2 separate regions of the Homo sapiens genome follow, and region 1 is linked to region 2. Evidence: read pairs that join two places in POLR2A ChIA-PET (ENCODE). Cell type or tissue: Panc1. All regions are shown on one strand.

Region 1 (5,000 bases), 1.4 Mb after region 2:
GCCCCTGGGAGTTGGACAAGACAGGTCCCCAGAATTGTGTGTGACTAAGGTCACCGCAGGAACTGAACAGCTTTTCCTCTGCCTGGGGCTGGGCGGCACCTGGCTGAGGCCACAGTTGAGCTTCTGCCTCCCTGCACCTGGAGAGGGATCTGCTGGTCTAAAGGGCCTTCAGCACTGGAAGCACTGTGACTGATGTCGAGTCAGCGGGAGGCAGGATGCAATGTCTGAACCATTCAGTGGTTCAACAGCCCGTGTATGGGCCTGGATGAGGCAGGAGGTCCCTTTCATGCTGGCCCTGGGCCTGTAGCCCACAACCAACTCACTTGGTCCTTGTGCGGCCACACCCTTCCCTCAGCCTTGCAGGGAGGCTTGTCGAACTGGACTGAACTCTTTCTTCCTTTCTTCCCCCATCACACTGGGGGCTCCTGAAGTTGGGGCCTTGTCTCCCACATGAGCCCTGGGATTAGAATAGGTATCATCTCAGATGGTTCCTGGGCACCTTCTCTTCTGCCTTCCCGTGTGCAGGATGCGTCCATCCTAGGGGTGGTTTGAGTCCTAGTAGGGGGTTGGAGAACAGAGGGTTGGACAGAGGGTGAGCAAACCTCTGCTAGGTTTGTTCCCTCTTCACCCTTGCCCCTGCCTTGTGCAAAGGGCATGGACAGGTTTTGGCATAGGGCCAGGGGAGGGGTGGGGAGTAGACTGCTGTGGCTCACCATCTCAGAATGGTCCCAGAGGCATGCTCTACTGCTTACTTATTGCTGTGTGACCTTGGGCATGACATGCACCCTCTCTGGGTCCTAGTTTCCCTGTGAAGTCAAATCAGGTGAGAGGCCCTTTTGCTAGCAGGTCCAGGAGTGACCTTTCTTCTGGGCGGCCAAAGTCTCAGGCCTCTGCTACAGGCCAGTGGGACTGAGACCACCAGGGAGTGTGTCCTGGGTGGGGATGGGTGTTGGGTGCTGGCGGCCAGGAAGGAATTGGCTACTGCTCGAAAGGGTAGTGCTGTCTCCCATGGTATCAGGTCCTTGAACAGCAGTCATGTTCACCTCCAGGGACATAAAGCATCTGTAGCAGGTCCAGGGCAGTGGCTCATGCCTGTAATCACAGCACTTTGGGAGGCCGAGGCGGGTGGATCACTTGAGGTCAGGAGTTCGAGACCATCCTGGCTAACACGGTGAAACCTTGTCTCTACTAAAAATATGAAAAATTAGCTGGGCGTGGTGGCGGGCGCCTGTAGTCCCAGCTACTCCGGAGGCTGAGGCAGGAGAATAGCATGAACCCGGGAGGCGGAGCTTGCAGTGAGCCGAGATCACGCCACTGCACTCCAGCCTGGGCGACAGAGGGACAGAGCAAGACTCTGTCTTAAAAAAAAAAAAATACTCAGGTCAGGAACACTTCCTCCAGGAAGCCTTCTCTGCTGCTCTGGGGCCTCCTCTGGGCACCTGCAGGCCCTTCGGTGATCTGATTAGCATGGATTATTAGCAGATTAGCATAGCGGTTAGGCTCTTGGAAGAACCAGATTTCCTGGTTTCCAGTCCCAGCTCTGACACTTACCAGCTGGGTGGCTTCCCTGATTACTTAACCCTTTCTCTGCTGTGGCTCCCTTATCTGTAAAATAGGGTAGTAGGTTGTCATGAGGACTGAGTTAAAATTAAGTAAGATAAAGCAAAGAAAGTCCCTGTGCAAGGTCAGTTTTATGCGGTTCTTATCGCTTATATGACGTCTCACCGGCCCTGCCTCCCTAACCCAGCTGTGAGCTCCCCCAGGGAAGGACCCTGTTTGATTCATTTTTTTGAGCCTCCCAAGGCCTCATTACAAGCCTGTATTATTGCTGGCTTTCAGTACCTGATTGCTGACTTGACCACATACAACAGCTGTCCCATCCTTCAAGGCCTGGATCACATACACCTCTTCCTCTGGGAAGCCCTCACTGGATTCCCAGCGCTTTGTGACCTTCTTGTAATCTCTCTCTCTCAGCACTCATCCCTCCCTCCCTGCATAGGTCCTGGTTATTTGCACACTCGTGATGATGTCATCTTGTGAGGTCAAGAACTTTTCAAGAGCACCCTGGATCTGCTTGTCCCCAGCACCTGCGCAGACCTGGCATGCCGCTGAGCTCCATAAATATTTGTTCAGCCAAGGCATTTCGCTGGGAGGAGATACTCTAGGGGGTGGGCAGTGTGGTTGGTGAGGACCATAGGACATCATTGCTGATTTCAAAATATCTCAAAGTAGCCCAGAGCCATAGGAATTAGATTATTCTTTGTGACCTAAAGGGCAGAGGTCACTGGATGTTCAGCTTTACCTTGCTTGAAGACTGTATTTTCTGACAACCAGAGCTCTCTGGGAAGGGGATTGGCGGCTCATTCCCGCCTCAGGGCCTTTGTTCCTGCTGCGCCTCTCTGTCTACTTGGTCCAATCCTACTTCCTAAATAGGTGCCCCGGCCACGGAGCCATTCTCTCCCGGCCTCTGGAGGGCGCGCTCCATTCTTCATCCTCATCCTCAGTCATGTACTGAGCCTTTCCCGGGTGTGGGCAGTGGCATGGGAGAGTAGGGAGTCCCTCCTTAGGATGGACATCTGGGTCTGGCTGCAGTCCCTCCAGTGTGGTTTGACCCGGCCTGAGGAGGGGACCATGGTTTCCGATGACCCACCGGTGATCAAGGAGCTCTTTATTCAGCTGGACAGCCTCCCTTGGCTGGCAGAGCACAGAGCTCCCCATCGGCTCCCCACTGGGCAAGTACTCAGAACCCACCTAATTACTGGGGACAGAATTCTGGGCACTGCATCCAGCAGGCTGCGGTCATAATCAGCTAATTAAACCACCCAAGCATTGCTCCTTGGCCCAGAGCAGAGGGAAGGGGGGTGAGGTGGTGAGGCTGGGAGGAGATGTAACAGGGGAGGCTCAGAAATGGGTCTGCAGAGCAGGGCTCGGAGAGGGAAGCAGGAAGTGCAGAGGGAAGGTGAGAAAGAGGGAGAGAAGTGGGCAGATGCCCAAAGGTGCCATCTGAGGAGAGCACCCAAGTGGGGTGAATGGAGGGAAGGGGCTCTGGCCTGGGAGACAGGGATCTCACTTCTTCACTGTCCCTGTGCTGCCATAGGCAAGCTGCTTTTCCTCATTGGGCCTCAGTTTCTCTATGTGTCAAGCAGGAAGTAGGAGAGGCTTTGGCCTAGAGGCTCCTCCCTAGGACCCTTTCCTTCTCTCGTTAGGAGGGGAGAGGGCGTGAGCAGCAGTGTGATTCTGGCGGGACAGCTTGGCCTCTGGCAGCCCTGCCTTCTGGAAGTGGCAGACAGTGTAGGAGTCTGAGCCAGCCTAGACTGGGTGGGAAGGGAAGACAGTTGGGAGCAGCAGTCTGCCCACCTGGCTCCCCAAGCATGTCCTGCCCTTGAGCCTTGGTCCTGTCTTTGGGACTGTCCTGTGGTTCCCAAACTAGTCCTCAGCGAGGGACTCTTTAAGGCCGAGGGCTCCCTCCCCAGGGCTGGGCAGTGTCATTTCCATCTGTGTAGGAATTGCCCAAGTAGCACCCTCAGAGAGTGTGGAGGAGGGGCTCCCAGAGCTAGAGGCAGGAGGTTTGGAGTTTGGAATTCAGAGTTAGGCAGACTCTGCTCTACTGCTCACTTGCTAGCTCCATGACCTTCAGCTTGGGTCTTAAACTCTCCGGCCTCAGTTTTCTCCTTTGGGAAATAGGTATAATAATATTAATGGGGTTTCTGTGGGCAGAGAGGGTAAGGGCTTCATAAAAAGCCATTGTCGGCCAGGCATGGTGGCTGACGCCTGTAATCCCAGCCTCTTGGGAGGCTGAGGTGGGCAGATGACCTGAGGTCACGAGTTCGAAACCAGCCTGGCCAACATGGTGAAACCTCGTCTCTACTAAAAATACAAAAATTAGCCAGGTGTGGTGGCACACACCTGTAATCCCAGCTACCAGGGAGGCTGAGGTGGGAGGATTGCTTGGACCCGGGAGGTGAAGGTTGCAGTGAGCTGAGATCTTACTATTGTACTCCAGCCTGAGTGACAGAGTGAGACTCTGTCTCAACAACAACAACAAAAAAGCCATCATCATTCAAGACTGAGGGTGGATCTCAGCTCCTTCCCTCTCCCATGTCCCCTTCCTCCTCTTTCATCCCTCTTTTCCATGGTCCAGGGTAGTGTACACAGCTGAGTGCGCGGGGGTGGGGGCACAGGGAGTGGGGGCTGTGCCGGCCAGCGGAGAAGCTCCAAGGAAGGCAGGAAGGGAAGTGAGATTGCCCAGGGCCAGCAGCAGCAGTGTGGTGCTGGGGCTGCTGGCGCCACTCCCCTCTGGCCCCTCACCCACGGCAGATTCTCTAGGAGGAAGTGGGGAGAGATTGGGGAGCAGGAAGCTGGGGGCGGTTGTGGAGGGAAGTCCCTTGGCATCCTGGCCCCAGGCTCCTCTTTCTTAACCCTCACCCCTGTGCAGAGCCCCGAGCCTGGCTTTCTGCCAAGGGAGCCAGCAGGCCACTGTTTCACACACTCAGAAAACAACAGCTTTCCTGGTTCCCAACCCCAAGTAGGAGGTGCCTGCTTGGAGCTCAGGCACTTGGAAAGCAGCGCCTGCTACAGGGTCTGCCAGGTCTGGAGGAGGCAGCAAAAGAGAAGAAAGACCCCCAGCCCCCACAGCCTCTCCTCGTAGTGCTGGGCTGAGATATGCCAGGGACTCTGACTCCAAGGCAGCTGGTTACATAACTGAGCATGCCTCCCTGCTCCTTTCCTCCCTGTTTCCCCAGAGGGGCCTTGGAGGAGGTGCTGCATTGCTCAGAATTCCTGCACCCAGAAGGTCGTGGGGAGCATCCCCCTGCCTTGGATAGTGGTAGTGCCGCCCACACTGTGTAGAATGGTGAGCCATGTATGCTTCCTCAGTGCAGGCCTCTGGGGTTGGCTCTGAGCATTGTCCCCTCCAACTCTCTTGGGAGCAGAGCTGCAAAGCGGGGAAGCCTCATTAGAGGAAACAGGCCTCGTCCTGAGATAATTTGCCTGCAAACTGC
Region 2 (5,000 bases):
ATACGGTCCTCTCCAAATTAATCCCTGATGTGCCAGTATGGCCTTGAGCAGATGGGGTACCCAGCTCTGCCACCAAGGAGCTTGTGGACTGAGGCCAGAGACAAAAAAAAAAAAAAGCCACTGTCACCTGGAATACAGACAAAGGTGATCTGAAATGTACAGATCCAATCGTTGCTAAAGTGCTTGGCACTGGAGGCCTGGCAAAGATGGCACTGCGGGCCAGAGACCCACGGGGCGGGTTGGGACTCCCGAGAAGCAGCCATGTGTAGCAGAATGTGTGGTGGGCCAGCGAGGATATGTTCTCACGCTGGATTGTGAAGGCTGTGGTTTCTAGGTGGAGACCATTGGGGACGCCTACATGGTGGTGTGGGGGCTGCCTCAGTGCAATGGCAGTCAGCATGCGGCCGAGATCAATAACATGGCTCTGGATATCCTTGGCTCTGTGGGTGACTTCCGGAAGAGGCATGCACCCAACGTGCCCATTTGCATCAGGGCTGGCCTGCATTCAGGTATGGGCTAGGGGCCTCCAGGGTGAGGGGGCCACATCCATCTCCCAATCTTCCCTGGGGCGCTGGCTGGGACGCCTCCAGTGGCATGCTTCTGGATGTCTGAGATTCAAAACTCTATAGTAAAAACATTTTACGTTTCTTTTTCCTTACATTATTTTGGGGTCCTAATTATGTTATAAATAAGAGAGTCTGGCCGGGCACGGTGGCTCACGCCTGTAGTCTGAACATTTTGGGAGGCCCAGGCAGTGGGATCACAGGAGGTCAGGAGTTTGAGACCAGCCTGGCCAACATGGAGAAACCCTGTCTCTACTAAAAATACAAAAATTAGTTGGGCGTGGTGGTGCATGACTGTAATCTCAGCTACTCAGGAGGCTGAGGCACAAGAATTGCTTGAACCCGGGAGGCGGAGGTTGCAGTGAGCCAAGATGGAGCCACTGCACTCCAACCTGGGCAACAGAGTAAGATTCTGTCTCCAAAAAAAAAAAAAGAGAATATGTGATGCTGATAGTCTGATGGAAGAGGCAGGACAGAAACCTTCTGTGGTCATGCAAACAACCAAATGATTGCTGGGATGGATCTGGGAGAGCCCTCAGAGTCATGAGTATACCCTTCCCATGTCCCTACTCCTTCCACCATGGTTCCCCTCGCCTGCAGGATAAAGTCCATTGGCGCTGCCACCACCGCCCCGCCACTGCCATAGCCTCTCCAACCGCATCTCCCACCACTTCCTGCATGGCCCTCCATCCACACTCTGCTGTGTGCAGTTTCACACACACGGGTTCCCTGCCTCTGTGCCTCTGCACCTGCTGTTCCCTGCCCACTCATTCTCTCATCCTTCAAAACAGAGCACATGTATCCTCTTCTCCAGCAAGTCCCCTGGGCTGGGTTAGAGGCCCTTTTTGGTGCTGGCACAGTCCTGGTGCTTCTTTCATCACAGCCTTGATTGCAGGTTACACATCTCTCCCCACCAGGCTGGGAGCTGCGCAAGAGCAGGGAGGGGCTCTGATCTATCTACGGCCCCTCACCTCCAGCACAGAGCCTGGCACAAGCATCAGCTCCTCTCTGGATGTCATTGGAGACTCCAGTTAGCTTTATCCTCACCCCGCAACTGGAGCCCAGGAAGTGCAGTGGGGAATGGCACGGAGGGTAGAGAAGGGTGAGGCTGTCACTGGGCTCTCTCTCTGGTCCAAGACCTGCTGGAGCTCACTGGGTACATTCGAGTTTCAGGGCCCTGTGCAGCAGGGGTCGTGGGTCTCACGATGCCTTGGTATTGCCTCTCTGGGGACACTGTCAACACGGCTTCCCAGATGGAGTCCACAGGGCTGCATGAGTATCTCACACTTCTATCCTGCCCGGGGAGAGACTCTTTCAATAACCTGTGCGGCCTGGCTGTTTAATATAGTTCTTGGTAACCAAATCACCACCTGGTGGCGGCGTACCCTACTTTTCAGGAAAGCAACTACTATGTTGGTGCAAAAGTAATAGCCATTTTGGCGTTAAAACTAATGACCACGCCATTCTCCTGCCTCAGCCTCCCGAGTAACTGGGATTACAGACGCATGCCACCACACCCGGCTAATATTTTGTATTTTCAGTAGAGACAGGGTTTCATCATGTTAGCCAGGATGGTCTTGATCTCCTGACCTTGTGATCCACCTGCCTTGGCCTCCCAAAGTGCTGGGATTACAGGCGTGAACCACCAAACCCGGGAGGCAGAGCAGTGAACCGAGATCGCAAAAAAAAAAAAAAAAAAGAAAGAAAGAAAGAAAAAAAACAGCTAATGGCTAAAGCTGCAATTACTTTTGCACCAACCTAATAGACGGAGATGATATACGTCATTGGCTCTTTTAACTTTCCACACAATATTTGTGGTGATCTCATGAGGGCATTAGCAGAGAAAACAATGACTCAAAAGGCAGGAAATCTGGGTCCTAGCCCTGGCTCTGCAACTGGCTTGCTTAGTGTCCTTGGGCAAAATGTTCTTCCTGTAGGCCTTAGTTTCCCCATTGTACAAAGAGGAGACCCTTTAAAGTGTTTTTTTTTTAATTGGTCACGTGCCACCTCCTTTTATGCTGGGGCAGTCCTGACACCACCATGAAGACATCCCCAGCGTTTTTGGCCCTTACTGGCAGCAGGAGCTACCATGATGGCTTGGCTAGAGCAGCTAAGATGTTGAAGCCCCAGGTCCTCTGCCTCTGGCTGTGTAGGTAGTTGCTCCTTAATGTTCAGAGTACATACATCCCGCATAGCTGGACGCTATGGCTCTACTGGGAAGTCCTGCTCTTAAAAGAAAACTAAAAACTGTGTATCTTCTCAGACTCAGCCTTCACAGACTTGCTTACAAGTAGAAATTATGTTCCTAGGGGTTCTGACTCCATCGTGAGTTCCCCTTAGCACTCAACCTATGTAATTTGCTTTGCCTCTGGGTCTCTTTTAGTGTTCCAACAATTTAGAGGGACAAGAGGCCCAGAAGAAGGGTATTGCATAAATCATCACTATGTGTATGATTGATTGGAACTGCAGTCGTCGCAGCCTCTTAATGATTTTACCAAATACTAGGTATGCTGTCACCAGGTGATGATCTGATGACTGCCTTTCTTCTCAGCATACAGAATTCATGTCAGCCAAAGCACTGTCCAGATACTGCTCAGCCTTGATGAAAGCTACCAAATTGATATCAGAGGTCAGACTGAGCTGAAGGTGAGAGAATTTTGTGGTCTTTGTGGGAAAAGTCTCCAAGGATCCAGTTTCTGTGGGAAGCAGGAAAGATTCTTATCTGACTGATGTGGCTGCCCAAGTTGGGGATGTAGCTGGTCACCTTTACATGCCCTCTATGCTCTCCAAATTCTAAAGAAACATTGCTTCCTGGGAGCCATCTTGCTCCTTGTGAGAGGAAAGGCCAGGACAGAGAAGTCACTTCTCCTGATGACCTGTCTGTGTAGCACGCCAGTGTACAACACACATCAAAATATTTATCACTCATAGTAATAATGAAAGGAGCATCGTTGTCCCCATTTTACAGTTGAAAAAATTCAATTAAAGAGGCAGAGTGGCTTGTCAAAGTCACATAGCTCGTAATTCAGATCTCATGGCTCCAAAGCTTGTGCCTTCTCCATAGCACTGCTGGGCTCCTGCCCATCCCTCAGAATCCCAGATCAGACATCACCTCTCACTGCAGCCTACCCTGACCCAGGAACACTCATCTTCCTCCTCCTTCCCCACAAACAGTGACTGCCATGCCTTCTCTGTGTACCCACCAGTCCCAAGGCCAGTTCTCTGCTGTTACAGTGTAATGTTGGGTTGTTAATGCTCATGATTACCTCAAAGGCAGAGAAAGGTCTGTAACCTGTGCATTCTCTCTCAACATTACCATTCTATAAAGGCAATGGTACAGCATTCCTTTCAGTGACTTTTCTTCCTACCCCACCTCCTCTTCCTCAAATTCCTAAGCTGAAGCCAGGTCTAGCAGGGAGACCGGAGCAATCTAGCTTAAAGGCCTGATGCACTGGGTCCCAGAAATTCGGTGCCATATGGGACTCACTTCATTACACTGTGGAACGTCGGTGCAGGAGGGTGCAGCACAGAGACGGGCAGCAACTTGTTCATGATCACACAGCCCGTGAAGGCCAGCAAATGTGGAATCCTTTGCTCTGTATGGCTGGGGTTAGGGGAGAGTGAGCTGGAATAAGTCAGGGCAGATGTGTCTTATTTAGGGGGGTGAACACTGGGCGTCCTGAGGAATGGATGACTTATGCCAGAAAGGGACACAGAGAGTTGTGGGGAGGGCAGCGAGGCGTGGAGAGGGTAGAGAGGCGTGGGGAGGGCAGAGAGGCGTGTGGAGGGCAGAGAGGCGTGTGGAGGGCAGAGAGGTGTGTGGAGGGCAGAGAGGTGTGTGGAGGGCAGAGAGGTGTGGGGAGGGCAGAGAGGTGTGGGGAGGGCAGAGAGATGTGCGGAGGGCAGAGAGGTATGGGGAGGGCAGAGAGGTGTGCAGAGGGCAGAGAGGTGTGCGGAGGGCAGAGAGGTGTGGGGAGGGCAGAGAGGTGTGCGGAGGGCAGAGAGGTGTGGGGAGGGCAGAGAGGTGTGGGGAGGGCAGAGAGGTGTGCGGAGGGCAGAGAGGTGTGCGGAGGGCAGAGAGGTGTGCGGAGGGCAGAGAGGTGTGGGGAGGGCAGAGAGGTGTGTGGAGGGCAGAGAGGTGTGCGGAGGGCAGAGAGGTATGGGGAGGGCAGCATGCCAACCTTAGGCTCTTCAGGCTGGCCCAAGGGCTCCAAGGACAATATTCATCCCATAGAGCCCTGGCCCAGGATGGGACATGGAACCTCCAGCCCAGCCAGCCCCGACCCTCATGTTCTCAAGCCCCCTCGCTCCTGACCTTCAGGAGCTGCATTCCCACCCCAGGGGAGGCCACCATACCAGGTCCTTCCATTGTGAAGGCTGGAGAGAATCACAGATGGTGGGATCTTAGCACTCTAGATCCGCTGATCACAGGGCTCA

The links. ChIA-PET counts read pairs that join two places held together with the same protein. Peaks named below come from ENCODE experiments on the same cell type or tissue, not always from the same donor. Only the 100,000 strongest peaks of a DNase experiment are listed, where the experiment ranks them.
Region 1: POLR2A ChIA-PET joins it to region 2 with 5 read pairs; 1 of 35 experiments calls an interaction of 5 or more read pairs at or near these places.

What each region holds. Positions count from the first base shown.
Region 1 is chr11:75,340,187-75,345,186 of GRCh38, reverse strand. The region is part of intron 1 of ARRB1 (arrestin beta 1); the gene reads left to right. Among named protein-coding and RNA genes, the nearest start is that of MIR326, 7.5 kb to the right of the region's middle. RefSeq lists enhancers at 2,939-3,802, 4,250-4,439, 3,803-4,666. In Panc1, CTCF peaks have their summits at 2,246 and 2,458 (motif pointing right); no DNase peak of the experiment used is centred here; H3K4me3 peaks cover 757 bases; H3K27ac peaks cover 5,000 bases.
Region 2 is chr11:76,692,250-76,697,249 of GRCh38, reverse strand. It overlaps the pseudogene GUCY2EP. Among named protein-coding and RNA genes, the nearest start is that of LRRC32, 24 kb to the right of the region's middle. In Panc1, no CTCF peak of the experiment used is centred here; a DNase peak (open chromatin) is centred at 2,385.